Linked DNA regions of Mus musculus: region 1 is linked to region 2. A link is a contact called in ENCODE Hi-C or POLR2A ChIA-PET data. All regions are on one chromosome and are shown on one strand. The core of a region is the stretch at or near the end of the contact, and the rest is flanking DNA. Distances in the headings are between cores, read along the strand shown. Region 1 holds the start of Rpsa (ribosomal protein SA). Region 2 holds the start of Xirp1 (xin actin-binding repeat containing 1).

Region 1 (6,172 bases), core at 370-2,869, 100 kb after region 2:
ACTTCATTGGGCCTTAGTTCCCTTTGAAATAGCATGCTCTTATTCCTGAAGGCAGTTAGCTTTTTTTTGTTGTTTTGGTTTTTTTTCGAGACAGGGTTTCTATGTGTAGTCCTGGGTGTCCTGGAATTCACTCTGTAAACCAGGCTGGCCTCGAACTCAGAAATCTGCCTGCTCCTGCCTCCTAAGTGCTAGGATTAAAGGCGTGCAATACCACGGCCCAGCAGCAGTTAGCTTTTCACCATCCTTTCTGTCTAGATAATACCCAAAGACAAATCCTACAGGGACAAGTATATGAACCCAGTGCTCACTTCTAAGCTGAAATAAGGTCATCTTGACTGCTTCAGCCTGGTACCAAGCGTGACCAAGGACAGCCGCAGGGAGCTAGGCCACTCTATTTTTTCTTTTTTTTAAAGACAGGGTTTCTCTGTGTAGCTTTGGCTGTCCTGGAACTCATTTTTGTAGATTAGACTAGCTTTCAACTCGTAGAGATCTGCTTGCCTCTGTCTCCTGAGTGCTGGCTAGGATTACAGGCATAGGCCACCACTACCTGACCTGAACATACCACTTAATAGATTTTAGAATATTCTGTTTTACTTAACAAGATATCTTGATACACATTCACGATGTGGCAAGTTAAATGCTTTGTTCTTTTTAGTTTTACCGTTTTATATTTATTTTTGAGACAGAGTATGACTATAGCTTCAAATTCATGGTCCTCTTGCCCCAGCAAGAACTGAAGAAACCCAGAGCCTTTCGATGTTAGTACTCTACCACGGAGCTGCACCCACACTCCTCTGGGTTTTTGATCTATTATTTTTGTTGTATGCATATATGGTTATCCTTCAGTATCTGTGGGATTTGTTCCAGAACCACCTATGGATGCCAAACCCATAGATGCTCAAGTCCCTAATATAAAATGGTCTGAGCTGGGCGTGGTGGCACACGCCTTTATTTAGCCCCGGCACTCCGGAGGCAGAGGCGGGCGGATTTCTGAGTTCGAGGCCAGCCTGGTCAATAAAGTGAGTTCCGGGACAGCCAGGGCTGTACAGAGAAACCCTGTCTCGAAAAACAAAACAAAACAAAAATAGTCTGGTATTTTCTAATAACCACAACCCTCCCACAGACTCCAAGTCATCTCTAGATTACTTGAGACATGGAATACAGTAATAAACGCTTTGTAAATAGATGACGCATCCAAATTTCTCCCTGCTCCCTTCAACACTTTTGTAATATCTTACTGGGTAACTACTATTTTGTAGTTCTCAAATGTAGGAAGGAGCCAGTACCAGAGGGGCAGGCGGGTGTGTGCTCCTGGAGTTAATCCTGACATAGGTGGCCCAGCTTGAAGCCTATTCGTCACTCAGCGGACCAAAAGCTACGGACTTTCCACGCTCGCTCCCCCCCCCCCACTCCCCCCCCTCGCCCCAGCTACTTCCGGCCTGGGGTCTGTGCAGCGACTGCAGCCGCGCAGGCGCGGGCCACTTTAACTTCCGCTCCGCGCGCGCTACAGCGGGCCCACTCACTGAATCTGCGCGTGCGCCAGAGGCTTTTTCCGGAGCGGAAGTTCTCCCTTTTTGCTTAGCCTGCTTTGCCATTGGCTGGCTGTGGGTTATTTAAGGACGTCATTTCCGGCCGCCCGTCCTTTCGCGCTACCCGGGGACGGGTCCATACGGCGTTGTTCTTGGTGAGTCTCACGTGGAGCCCTCGGCGTCTCCGGACGCCGCGGGACGCGCGCTTACTAGCTTCCCGCGCCATGGGTGGGCGCGGAGGGCGCCGAGGCTGCGTGTGCCGGGGCGGCTTGGCTCCTGGCGGCAGCGCCACGTGCTGGCCCGCAGTTAGGTGGGGCGGGCGCCACTGCGGGGCCCTTCTGCGGTTCGCGCCACGCTCGAGGGCCCTGTCGGCAAGATGCTGGGAAAAGTGCTTGTGAGGCGCATGGAGATGGGACGGGAACTGCCGGCCAGTCTCGAAATACAACTCCCGAAGCACCCCGATCATGGCCGCCTTTGCGCAACTCTCGGTGCAAAGAAGCAGCTATACTTAAGTAGCTATCCTGTAGTCAGTGTGCCTGCGGAGGCGCTAACTTCAACTGTCCAGTTTTTCTATATGTGCTCTGCTGACAAAGTCACTTTCCTTAGTGACTAGGTGGCCAGAAAAATCGAAAGGCAAGGAGGAATAAGAACACAACCCATTTCAGCTCAGATGATGTGCTGCGCCTAGTGGCATACGCCTTTAGTCCCCCTCTCAGGAGGCAGGGCAATCTTGTGAGTTCTAGTGTCAGAAGAAAAAAGATGAATTTTATTCCTTTTTTAGATTCCCATCGTAACTTAAAGGGAAACTTACACAATGTCCGGAGCCCTTGACGTCCTGCAGATGAAGGAGGAGGATGTCCTCAAATTCCTTGCTGCGGGAACCCACTTAGGTGGCACCAACCTTGACTTTCAGATGGAGCAGTACATCTACAAAAGGAAAAGTGACGGTCAGTTGCCACCTGTGATAGTCAGTTCCTGACTATGGTGCTCTAATGGGTATAGTGCCTGGTAACTGAATGGTTGGTGTTGGAGTGCTACTCTGGCTTGTGATGTAACTAAGAGGATGTGTGGGAAGGGGCCAGAGGTCATGGAGGACTGACTGACCCTGCACACTATTAAAGCTCAGAGTGGAGGCCAGTCTTGGCCAGTGAACTTCTGAGTGTCGGAAGTGTGCTACATTGAATTTATGGCAGGATTTTCGCTAACACCAGTAGAGCTTGCCTCTATGACTGGAGTTTGGTAGTGGTCACTGCCACATGCGTATGCCTTACCTTCCCACAGTGTCCATTCACAAGGCTATGAGGCTAGCAAGCCTGTCTGGGACACCCACTTTAAACTACTTGTTGCTGGGTGTGGTGGTTTCACACCCTTTAATCCTAGTGTTTAGGAGGCAGTCAGGAGTCTGATCAGCCAGGTCTGCAGAGTGACTGCCAGACTTCCTGCCTTGGGAAGCTCCTCAGAGAGTTCCGTTTGCTGGCCTAGGTATCTACATCATAAACCTGAAGAGGACCTGGGAGAAGCTGTTGCTCGCAGCTCGAGCTATTGTTGCCATCGAGAATCCTGCTGACGTCAGCGTCATCTCCTCCAGGAACACTGGCCAGGTTTGTGGCATGCATGTGCTTTTGTTTGGGGGTCAGTAATCGATAGAGTACATTGGGCATACAAAGCAAAGTATCCAACGTGGACAACCCAGGAGGTCACTCTCCCTGGGCTCTGTCCTAGTGGCATAGGGGAGCATAGGCCTTGCCCAGTGACGTACAGTCCCTTTCCACGGCGTTGGAGATGAAGCTGGGCTTTGTGCCCGCGCCTGCATATTCCTACGACTTCTCAGAGTCCTGTGGACAGTGACTGAGGAGGCAAACCATGCAGGAAACAGTGCTGACTCGGTGGCAAACAGAGCTTTGTGTTAGAGGAAATTGGTGCTGACTTAAGGGAAAGGCAACGTCAGACACAAACAAAATAGCCAAGTTAAGTCTTTGTTAACATGTATATCAGTTGATAAAACAATGAGATATGAACTGTTGAGATAGTTTTGGTACGTGGTGGCTTAAAACCATCCATAGTTCTGTTCAAGGAGATCCAATACCAAACCACCATGTGTGGGGGTGATATACTTTTGTACATTGCAGGATAACCACTCCTAAATTAACTAAAGAACTATCCACAAACAGAGGAGGGGGGGTGATGAGCTTGCTCTGTGTTCGGATAAATTTGTCAGGTGTTTGCTGAGTACCTGTAACTGTCCTTTGGGGGGCTTGGGCATGTGAGAAACTTGAGTCAGGTGCCTCACACTAAGGCATCATGCAGGTGTTACAGTTAGCCTAAGAATGTGCTTCAGCACAGTACTTTGATGCTTTGGTGTTTGATAGGTGACTAGAAGTGGGTATCAGCAGTTTCCTCGTGAAGCATGCATGATAATGCTGACTCAATCTCCCTTCAAAGCGAGCTGTGCTGAAGTTTGCTGCTGCCACAGGAGCCACTCCGATCGCTGGCCGCTTCACACCTGGGACCTTCACTAACCAGATCCAAGCAGCCTTCAGGGAGCCACGGCTTCTAGTGGTGACCGATCCCAGGGCTGACCATCAGCCACTCACAGAGGCCTCTTATGTCAACCTGCCCACCATTGCTCTGTGTAACACAGATTCTCCCCTGCGCTATGTGGACATTGCCATCCCATGCAACAACAAGGTACTTGGTCTTGCAGAGCTGACAGAGGCACTGGGGAAGCCTTCACCGTCCCCTGCACATTGTTAGAGCTTGGAGTTGAGGTCACACGCTGGTCGATGAACTCACAAGTGTAGGTAGTGTGCTAAAAGAGTGGCAAGGTTTTCGCTAACACCCCACTCTGGTCCAGTGAGTGGGGTTTGATAGTAACCTTTGCTACAAAATTGATGCATGAACTGAGCCTGTGTGTTCTCATAAGTGAATGTTAAGAGATTTGTTAGTGTTTGGGGGAAGGGGGTCATTTTGTGTGTGCCCAGTGTATTCCTGTACCTCGGGCAATGAGCTGCCATTTGGGTGTGTGGAATCTAAGACTTGGGCTGGTGACATGAGTCGGGCTGGCTTGTGTTTAATAACTATCCTCCTTACAGGGAGCTCACTCAGTGGGTCTGATGTGGTGGATGCTGGCCAGGGAAGTACTCCGCATGCGAGGTACTATCTCCCGTGAGCACCCCTGGGAGGTCATGCCTGATCTTTACTTCTACAGAGACCCAGAGGAGGTAAGGCTTTCTCTAGTATATGCTGGGGCCACAAGGGATGGGCAGACCTTGGTTCTGGTTCAGTGAAGCTAATTTTGTCCCTTCTGTGCTTTTAAAAAACTAGATTGAGAAGGAGGAGCAGGCTGCTGCTGAGAAGGCTGTGACCAAGGAGGAATTCCAGGGTGAATGGACCGCACCAGCTCCTGAGTTCACTGCTGCTCAGCCTGAGGTGGCCGACTGGTCTGAGGGTGTGCAGGTTCCCTCTGTGCCCATCCAGCAGTTCCCCACGGGTGCGTATCAAGGCCAGGGCATCAGGCTGCCAGGGAGCTTTTACAGTGTGGGGTTGTGAGAGATTGGCGAAGCTTCAGTGGCCATGAGTGACTCTGGGTGACTTCAGTGGCTCCTGACACTGGATGGGCGGGCGGGTGGATACACTGTGTCTTGACACTGCTCTTGGGGTAATTTGGGGAAAGTTATACTCCTTTCCTAGAGCTGATGATTTTTTTTTTGTACTTTCTTAACAGAAGACTGGAGTGCACAGCCAGCCACTGAGGATTGGTCAGCAGCTCCCACAGCGCAGGCCACTGAGTGGGTTGGAGCCACCACTGAGTGGTCCTGAGCTGCTGTGCAGGTGCCTGAGCAAAGGGAAAAAAGATGGAAGGAAAATAAAGTTGCTAAAAGCTGTCTTATGGTCCTCACTGCAGACTGTACCTGGATTGGCATTTGGCTATACAACAGAGGCATGGTCCTACTGACATGTTTTGTGTTGAATACTTAAGCATGTGAACACATGGGTTTTTTTTTTTTTTAATGTAAAATGTAGTAACACAATGTTTAGGTGGCTTTGGTGTTAGCTCTGGAGACTTCATGTGTCATCTAGGTGAGGTGTTCTTTAACACAGGGTCTCTGTTCTGTCATGCCTCATAGATCCTTCTACCTCCAGATTGGAGAGGGAAAAGGCTTATGTCACTGAACCTGGCCAGATTGGGATTTTGTGTCCCAGGAACAAAGTTAATGCTAAAAAGTTAATGCCTTGGTGAGACTGATAGTCTGATGGTGTGAATTCACAGTAAGTGGTTGGGATTGCCAGATGGAATTCCCTGAGCTGCCGTGACAGGTGGCATTGCAGAAGTGAAGGATTCAGGAATTTGAGTGTTGGGTGGGGGCCTGTGAATAGCACTTGGGCTGGGAGGGGAGACTGCTGCCCCTGAATGTCCTGGAATTCAAGGACAGTACCTGGTTAAATGTTTTTCTAGCTTTTCTAAAAAGTTTGTTAGGCCTGGCATTGGCGGCGCACACCTTTAATCCCAGCACTTGGGAGTCAGGCAGGTGGATTTCTGGCCTGGTCTACAGAGAGTTCCAGGATAGCCAGGGATACACAGAAATCCTGCCTCAGGAAAAAACCAAAAAGAAGTTTGCTAAAAATAAGCATTTTTGCTTGAT
Region 2 (7,079 bases), core at 3,922-6,421:
TGAAGGCTCACCCTGCCCAATGCTGTCTAAGGGAAGGGTCTCAAAAAGATTCTTGAAGGTTTTCACATCCCCTTTCAACCCATCATTCTGGGGGACACCCTGAGACAGAGGCAACACCGAAGTACCATTACTGGGTAGACACTCTGTCACAAGCCCCTCACCCTCCTGGTGACCCACCCGTTGCAGGTGACCCACTTGGACCTGGTCTCTGAAAGCATCCAGGGGTTTTGTTTCAAATAGCCAGAGTGTAGAGCGGACATCGCCAGGAATCACCTCCTCCTTGGGTGGCACCTCTGCCTCTGTTTCTCTTTCACCCTTCAGAGTGTCCAGGGAACAGGTTTCAAACAGATGTCGCTGATGCTGAACATCTGGGCCAGGAGGGATGAGATCCGGAGATGGCTGGAAGTCCTTCTCGTCCACCTCGATCTCACGAATGGCATCCAAAGGCTGCGTCTCAAAGATCCAACGAGTTGCACTGACATCCGGCAGGGCTCCCTCCTCAAGGGAGATCCCCCGAATCACCCGCACCTGGCTGGGGTCCTGGTTGAAGGCATCCAGAGGTCGGGTCTCAAAGAGCCAGCGAGCAGACCTCACTGCATTGCTTTGAATCTCCTCCCGACAGGCAGCCTTGACTTCGTGGATGGTGCCCTCGGCATCCTGGATGGCGCATAGAGGTTCCGTCTGAAACAGCTTCACCGTCTTCTTCACATCGCCCTTCAGCTCCTGAATCTCTGAGCGCAGCTCTAAAGGACTCTGCTCCTGGATAGAGGGGCGGGAGCCCAGTCGGTCCAGGGGCCTAGTCTCAAAGAGCTTTCTGGTTCCCTGTACATCTCCAGTGGCTGCAGGTTCCCTCATGGTTGTCTGTGTTGCCTCCTCCTGGCCTCTCAGCGCATCCAGTGGCTTGGTCTCAAACATCTGTCTGGCAGCTTGGACATCACCCCCTGATGGCCGGAGTCCCTCCGGCTCCTGATCTGAGCTGTTGGTAAAGGAGCCTTCCTCAAACTTTCGAGAGGTGGCCTGGACGTTGCCACCTGACACAGGTTCCCTGGCAGCCGGCCTCTCGTGATCGCCAATGGCATCTAGCCGCCAGTTCTCAAAGATCCAGCGCATACACTGAACATCGCCCTCAGTGGGCTCCTCCGAACCGAGGACCTCCGCCAGGTCCTCAGCCACAGCCTCCTCGAGGTTCTTCCGAAGCTCAGGGTGGATGTGTTTGTAGAGACGCCGGAGCTCACTGGCTTGCCGCTGCTGCTGGAACTTGGAGAAGGTTTCTTTGGGGGGTGGTGGCGGCAGACCCTCTGGGGCTGAGGGATGAGGGAGGGACAGGTCCTCTTCTGTCCTCATTTGGATGGTTGGTGTAGGAGCTACCTGCATCTGGGCATCAGCCATCCTTCTGGGAAGAAGGGGAGAACCTGAGTTAAGTGAGGAGCAGTTCCTGGGTTAACTAGCACGAGAAAGGCTCGGGACTGTGTGGCCACTACTAAGGGGCTCCCACATCTCTGGATCTCTAGCCTGGGGCTCACTCTGGGGCTGGAGTATGATAGTCCATCCATTCATCAGTATGAGTCCCTGCTTCCTAGTTTCACCTGGATCAGTGGGATCAAGCAGGGCACAGCTAGCCTGGAGACTCCTTCCAGCCCCTGGAGGGATCCAAATATCCAGTAGGAAAGCTGGATGAATCACCTACGTCTCCCTCTGTCACAATCATTTATTCTGCCAGGCAGTGGTGGCGCATGCTTTTAATCCCAGTACTTGGGAGGCAGAGGCAGGCAGATTTCTGAGTTCGAGGCCAGCCTGGTCTACAGAGTGAGTTCCAGGACAGCCAGGACTGCACAGAGAAACCCTGTCTCCAAAAACCAAAAACCAAAACCAACCAACCAAACAACCAAAATTTATACTCAGCAGACTCCCAAGTAGTGAGGGCGCTGAAGAGTTGCTGTCTTGGCAAAAACCTAAATTAAATGAAGACTCATTTCCTATAGTGGTGAAATTCCCATGTACACCACCAGAGGGCGCGCTTAGCATGTTTACTAGAAACCTTTCTCTAACCTCCACTTCTTGGCTCTCTCCAACCTTTCCCAGGCCCCTGGGTCCTTGCTGGCAAAGTAGAGGCCCAAGAAGGGGGAATTGCTCATGTTTGGGCAGAGCCAATGTTTGAATTCCAGGTCAGGGTTTTCATTTTACATATAGACAGGGTTTCAAATAACCCCGGTTGTTCTCAAACTGAGGGTGACCTTGAACTTCCCCCTGCCTCCACCTTGCAAGTGTGAGATTTCTGGAATGTGCCACCAGTGCACATGCTGGGAATTGGACTCGGGCTTCGTGCATTCTAGGCAAGCATTGTCCCAGCTGAGTCACCTTGCCAGTCCTAAGTTTTCTTTTTCCCACAGCTCTCTGCAATTAAGGATAAGAAGCTTGAGTTTCGGGTCAGATCTTGCAGAATGAGTTATATATAGGCTGTGCTGACTTCCAGTCCCTAGACCTTACTGAAGGCCTGACTCCCAGGAAATTGTAGGATTGGGTGTGCTGGGCTTTGTTATTTGCCATGAGCCCGAACCCCTCCAGTCCTGCATCTCTAGGAGAATTGGAAGGTGATGTATCCAGGGTATGTGTGTGTGATAGAACGTTGTGGGATTAAGGTCATTTCTGCCTAAGCAGCTCTGGACATGAGAGGCCTGCCCTGGCTCACAGAATGCCCTCCCCAGTTGTGTACCAGCAAGCATAGCTTGGAAAGTCTCTAGGGCAGGGAGGACTTCGAGCCAGAATCTATATCCTGCCCCAGCTTCCAGCAAGGCATGCCTCTCCCTAACTCTCCACACACCTCAGAGGCCTCACACTCCTCCAGCCGTCTTCTGCTCTGTTTCATATATGTCCTATCTGTCTTGCGACAGGTGTTATGACAGTCCCCAGAGGCCATTAGAAAAAGAATGTAAAATATGTGCCCCCTCCTGCTACCCCAATCCACTGCTCCGCCCTGCACTTAGCACTAAATATAGCTGAGGTCCAGGCCTCGGCAGACATCATAGCACTCAGAAAGAGGTTCCAACTCAGCCAGGGAGACCTGGTGTGCCCATGCCCTTTCCATACTTTGGGCTTCTGGAAGACACTGACTTCTGCTTCCTGTGAAGTACCAAGGTATTTGCCCTGTAGGCCAACCTGCAGATACCAATTGCCCAAAGGCATCCGAGGATGTGCGGCAAAGCAGGGACGCTGGTGACAAGGGACAGAGCATATTCCTGACCTCTTGTCCTCCTGACCTCCTACCTCAGAAGGAGGAGAAGGGAGAGTTTTTGCCCCACTCCCTCTCTGGCCTCTCCACTGAGGATATGAGGAAGCAAGATCTGATATCCCCTTATGGAGCCCCAAGCAAAACCTCAGGGTGGTCCCTCTTGTCTCTGAGCTCTGTGTAGGAGACCACACACAAACCCATGCCTGTCCCCACTTCTGCTCTATCTAGTCACCATGAGAGTGGCCTGGGAAGATTTCCTATACAGACTGCCAGCTGTCCCCAGCTCAGACTCCCAGGGATCCCCAGAATCCTTGCTAGGGTCACAGAGGCCAAAGAATCTAATGGCCTGTTGTTAGGGGATACAGAAACCCAGCAAGGGGACAGGGGCTGCCCATGGAGGCTCAGCTGAGGTCTCAGAAAAGGCTGCGGCAGGCTTTCAGGCTTCCCGGCTCCACTCTCATCTGGCCTGAGACTTCTGAGGGCAGGTTTGGGGGGGCAGGTTTAGGGTATAGTAATTTCAAAAACTGTCCATGAGCAGGTCCCCTATGCCGAGACAGTCACTCAGCACTGCCAGCAAGTCAGGACCACCCACCTCCACCTCGGACCCTCTTAGGCACCAGCCTGCTCTAGATGCCTACCATTGGGCACATTCAGATCTGATCTCTCCATCCTGAGTCACCCCAGGCTTAGCTGGAGGATGTCCCCATGGGACAAAGTCATTCTACCAAAGCTGCCTCAGGAGGGAAGTTACTCACAGGCTAGCCTGGGCACAACATTGCTTGCTGGGGCCGGTTATGCTAAGACCGTGACCAGCAATAGCTGGGGACTGGGCTTGCCCTGGGCCATGGTTTGGCTCTGGCTGTCCTGGGTCTCTGGCCTTCAGCATTTTTATCTCTTTTTCAGACAGAGTCTCACCCAGTTCAGGTTGGCCTCGGACTTAGCGAGTAGTTGAGGATGACCTTGGACCTCAGACCCTCCTGACACAGATTACAAACATGCAGCATCTTTTCTGGTTTTATTTGGTGGACCCAGGGCTTTGTGCATGCTATGCAAGCACATAACCAGCTGAGCTATGTCCCGGGCTCATAGCTGCATCTGAAAAATCAAAACTTCTGCTTGGCGGTGATGGCGTACACCTTTAATCCCAGCACTCTGGAGGCAGAGGCAGGTGGATCTCTGAGTTCGAGGCCAGCCTGGTCTACGAATCGAGTTCCAGGACAGCCAGGGCTACACTGAGAAATCCTGTCTCAAACAAAACAGAAAACAATCAGAACTCCAGGCCAGAATGATGGGCCAGTGGTACAGGTACGTCCTGTTATTTCTGAGGACCTGTTATTTCCAGTCCTGTTTTTATCATGTGTCATACACATGGTCAAAGAGAAACAATGTACTCTGACCCCTACACTTTCACCACGACACATGGACCCACTCACATGCACACAAAATAAACAAAACTGTAATTTAAAAATTAAAAACAACACAAAGCTCCCGGCTACCAAGTGAAACTACCTCTCGATGATACTAGATCAGAATGAATCTGTTTCTTGGGCCCGCCTGAGGTAGCCACAGCAACTTCTGACCACATACAAACACTTGCTACCTTCTAGAGATAAGTCCTGGTGGCTTTCCTCGCTGAGGGCCTGTACACCTGTACCACATCCTCTCCACACCTTCCCCGCTACCGCTAGACTCCCTCCTGACACCCACGCTGCAAGGTCCAGAGGGCCACGGAGTAGAGCGGTAGCCTAGCCTATAACACAAGAGGGGAGGGTACTCACCAAGGGTCTGGCTGGTGTCTGGGTGCTTTTGGGTGTCTAGCCTTGGGGTCTGTCGCTCTGCCGGGATTCTTTGTTGTCAGTTCTGTTCTGTTCCTGGGTCCCCTGCCTCTCTCTACCTTGGCTCTAGGTCTCCGTTCTCTGCCAACCAGGCAGCTGCCTTTATCTGGCCGGCTAGGGGTGGGTGAGGGTGGGGGCGGGGGAGAGGCTATGTTCGGAGTATTAAGTGGTCCGGTTATTTTTAGGGCTCGTGGAAGTCACTTTTCCATCCTGGGGAATCAGTTACAATTCCTCTGGGCTAGGGAGGGCTAGGGTGGAGGAGGAGTCCCATTCAACCCAAGTCTGCCCGGAGGACTGGGGTGGGTGACTCAGTCCTGGATGGAGACATCTAGGTTATTTTGAGGAGATGAATAGGGGGACACTTGACGTGTGGGTGACCCTGTCCTCTCATCCCGCAGGCCCTCTCTCTCTATGCTGAGCTATTGTTACCACACATGGTCCACCGAGCCCAAAGCCCAGCATCTCCCTGAGTGCAGGACCAGGCTTCTCACTACCAGAGTCACCTTCATGTAAAAGGCTCAACCTCTGTTTCTCTCCGTGCAAAAACAAAGCTGGCCTTGTCTCCCGTCTATTCTTACCCTAGCTCCACAGTCCAGGTCTTTGAAGCTATGAGGGAAGTAAACTTGGGGGTGAGCGAGATTTCTGAAGGAACAGGCCCTTAATTTATCAAAAGATCTGAAGGCTGAATGCATGGTGTCCCAGCCCAGTGATCTGGGTCCATGGCTCCTTCTAGACTCTTCCCTCTGACTCACGGCCCAGACTCTCTGGGAATGGCTGGGAGGACCTACACATGGTAACTGACTGTGGAGTTATTTCTGACCCTGGAGTCATCATCTTCGTGGTCACAGATGGAGTGACAGACTGTGCACCTGTCTCTTCCTCAGTCACACGGAGCCCCGGGGGACCTGGCAGGCTTCGTCACTTACTTGGCGCTAAGGCTGGTGTGGAGAGATGCCACAGAAAATACGGAAGTGGCTTTTGTCCCAGGTGGGTGTAGCAGGAATGGCACCGCCTTTATGTAAACCCTGCGGGCCGCAGAGCCACAAAAGCATCTCCTGCAGGAGGACCTAATTGAGGACTGCCTGAGAGATAGTTGTCTGCTGGTGCAGACAATGCCAGCCAATCAGGTTCTGCTGTTTAGGAGAGACGCTTTCTTGGTACCAATGGGGCATGGGTGGAGGGTATTAAAGGAGCTTAGAGCAGCATAGAGAGAGCTTGCTGCAGCCTTTCTCACCTGTTCTGGAGTCTGTCATTGACTCTGCACCACCTCACCTCCAACCCCCAAGGGCGGGTAGGGTCAGACATCGAGTAGCCCAGGGCACAGGCAACAGGTGGGAAACCAGGCTCCTCCCTGGGTGTGAGTGTCCGGTCTTCCTTCTGAATTACATGTGCCTTCAGATGCCAGGGGTGATGACAGGTGCGTTGTGAACCTTGTCCATGGTGTCAATACCATCCTGCTGTCAGCTTGGGCCTGGGAGGTGCATCTTGGATGCCCTACCCCCCTGTCCTCATCCTCTGCTCCAGAATCCTGGTTGTCCCTGGCAGGGACAGAAGTGGCAGAGCCTCCCTCTCACAGGGTGTCCCAGAGGAAGCAGGAACATCTACAACCAGCAGCGAAGGCCTCCCTGGGTGACTTTGAGCACTGAATGAATTATCACATGAAAATGGCTGTGGAGAGTGCTGACCATGTAGTGTGTGTTATTAAACTGCCCACTCTTTATAAGAAAAACATAGCGTGGGGTGGGGTGATGGCTCAGCTGCTGAAGGCACTGGCCACCAAGGCTGATGACCTGAGTTCAATCCCCAGGGACCCACCTGGTGGACAGAGAGAACCAACCTCTGCCGTTGTCCTGTGGTCTTCAAACAGAAAACTGTTTCTGAAAAAAGATCTAATTAAGTGGGGTATGGTGGTGCACACCTCTACTCCCAGCACATGGGAGGCAGAGACAGTGGTTCTCTGTGAGTTTGAATCCAGTCTGATCTACAGGCCAGCCAGGGCTGCGTAGTGAGATCCC

What was found. A loop is a pair of places that touch in the nucleus more often than their neighbours do. ChIA-PET counts read pairs that join two places held with the same protein, here RNA polymerase II (POLR2A).
Region 1: a loop to region 2 is called in a map of T-helper 2 cell, with 2.4 times the contacts of the local background. The contact joins the promoter of Rpsa here to the promoter of Xirp1 in region 2. A Hi-C loop is called at or near these places in 1 of 37 maps with a recorded cell type or tissue (T-helper 2 cell). POLR2A ChIA-PET finds 5 or more read pairs at or near these places in 3 of 5 experiments (Patski and embryonic stem cell).

Annotation. Positions count from the first base shown.
Region 1 is chr9:120,126,147-120,132,318 of GRCm38, forward strand. It overlaps Rpsa (ribosomal protein SA), which reads left to right and starts at 1,620. Exons shown (of 7, transcript NM_011029.4): 1 at 1,620-1,684; 2 at 2,311-2,476; 3 at 3,012-3,130; 4 at 3,972-4,217; 5 at 4,622-4,750; 6 at 4,854-5,019; 7 at 5,254-6,172. The coding sequence starts at 2,344. The coding sequence ends at 5,348. LOC115485682 (a small nucleolar RNA gene) reads left to right here and starts at 2,634; the gene lies at 2,634-2,789. It overlaps Gm26448 (a small nucleolar RNA gene), which reads left to right and starts at 3,205; the gene lies at 3,205-3,407. It overlaps Snora62 (small nucleolar RNA, H/ACA box 62), which reads left to right and starts at 4,288; the gene lies at 4,288-4,417. It also overlaps Gm5922.
Region 2 is chr9:120,018,427-120,025,505 of GRCm38, forward strand. Xirp1 (xin actin-binding repeat containing 1) reads right to left here and starts at 5,172. Exons shown (of 3, transcript NM_011724.3): 1 at 5,008-5,172; 2 at 1-1,393. The coding sequence starts at 1,389.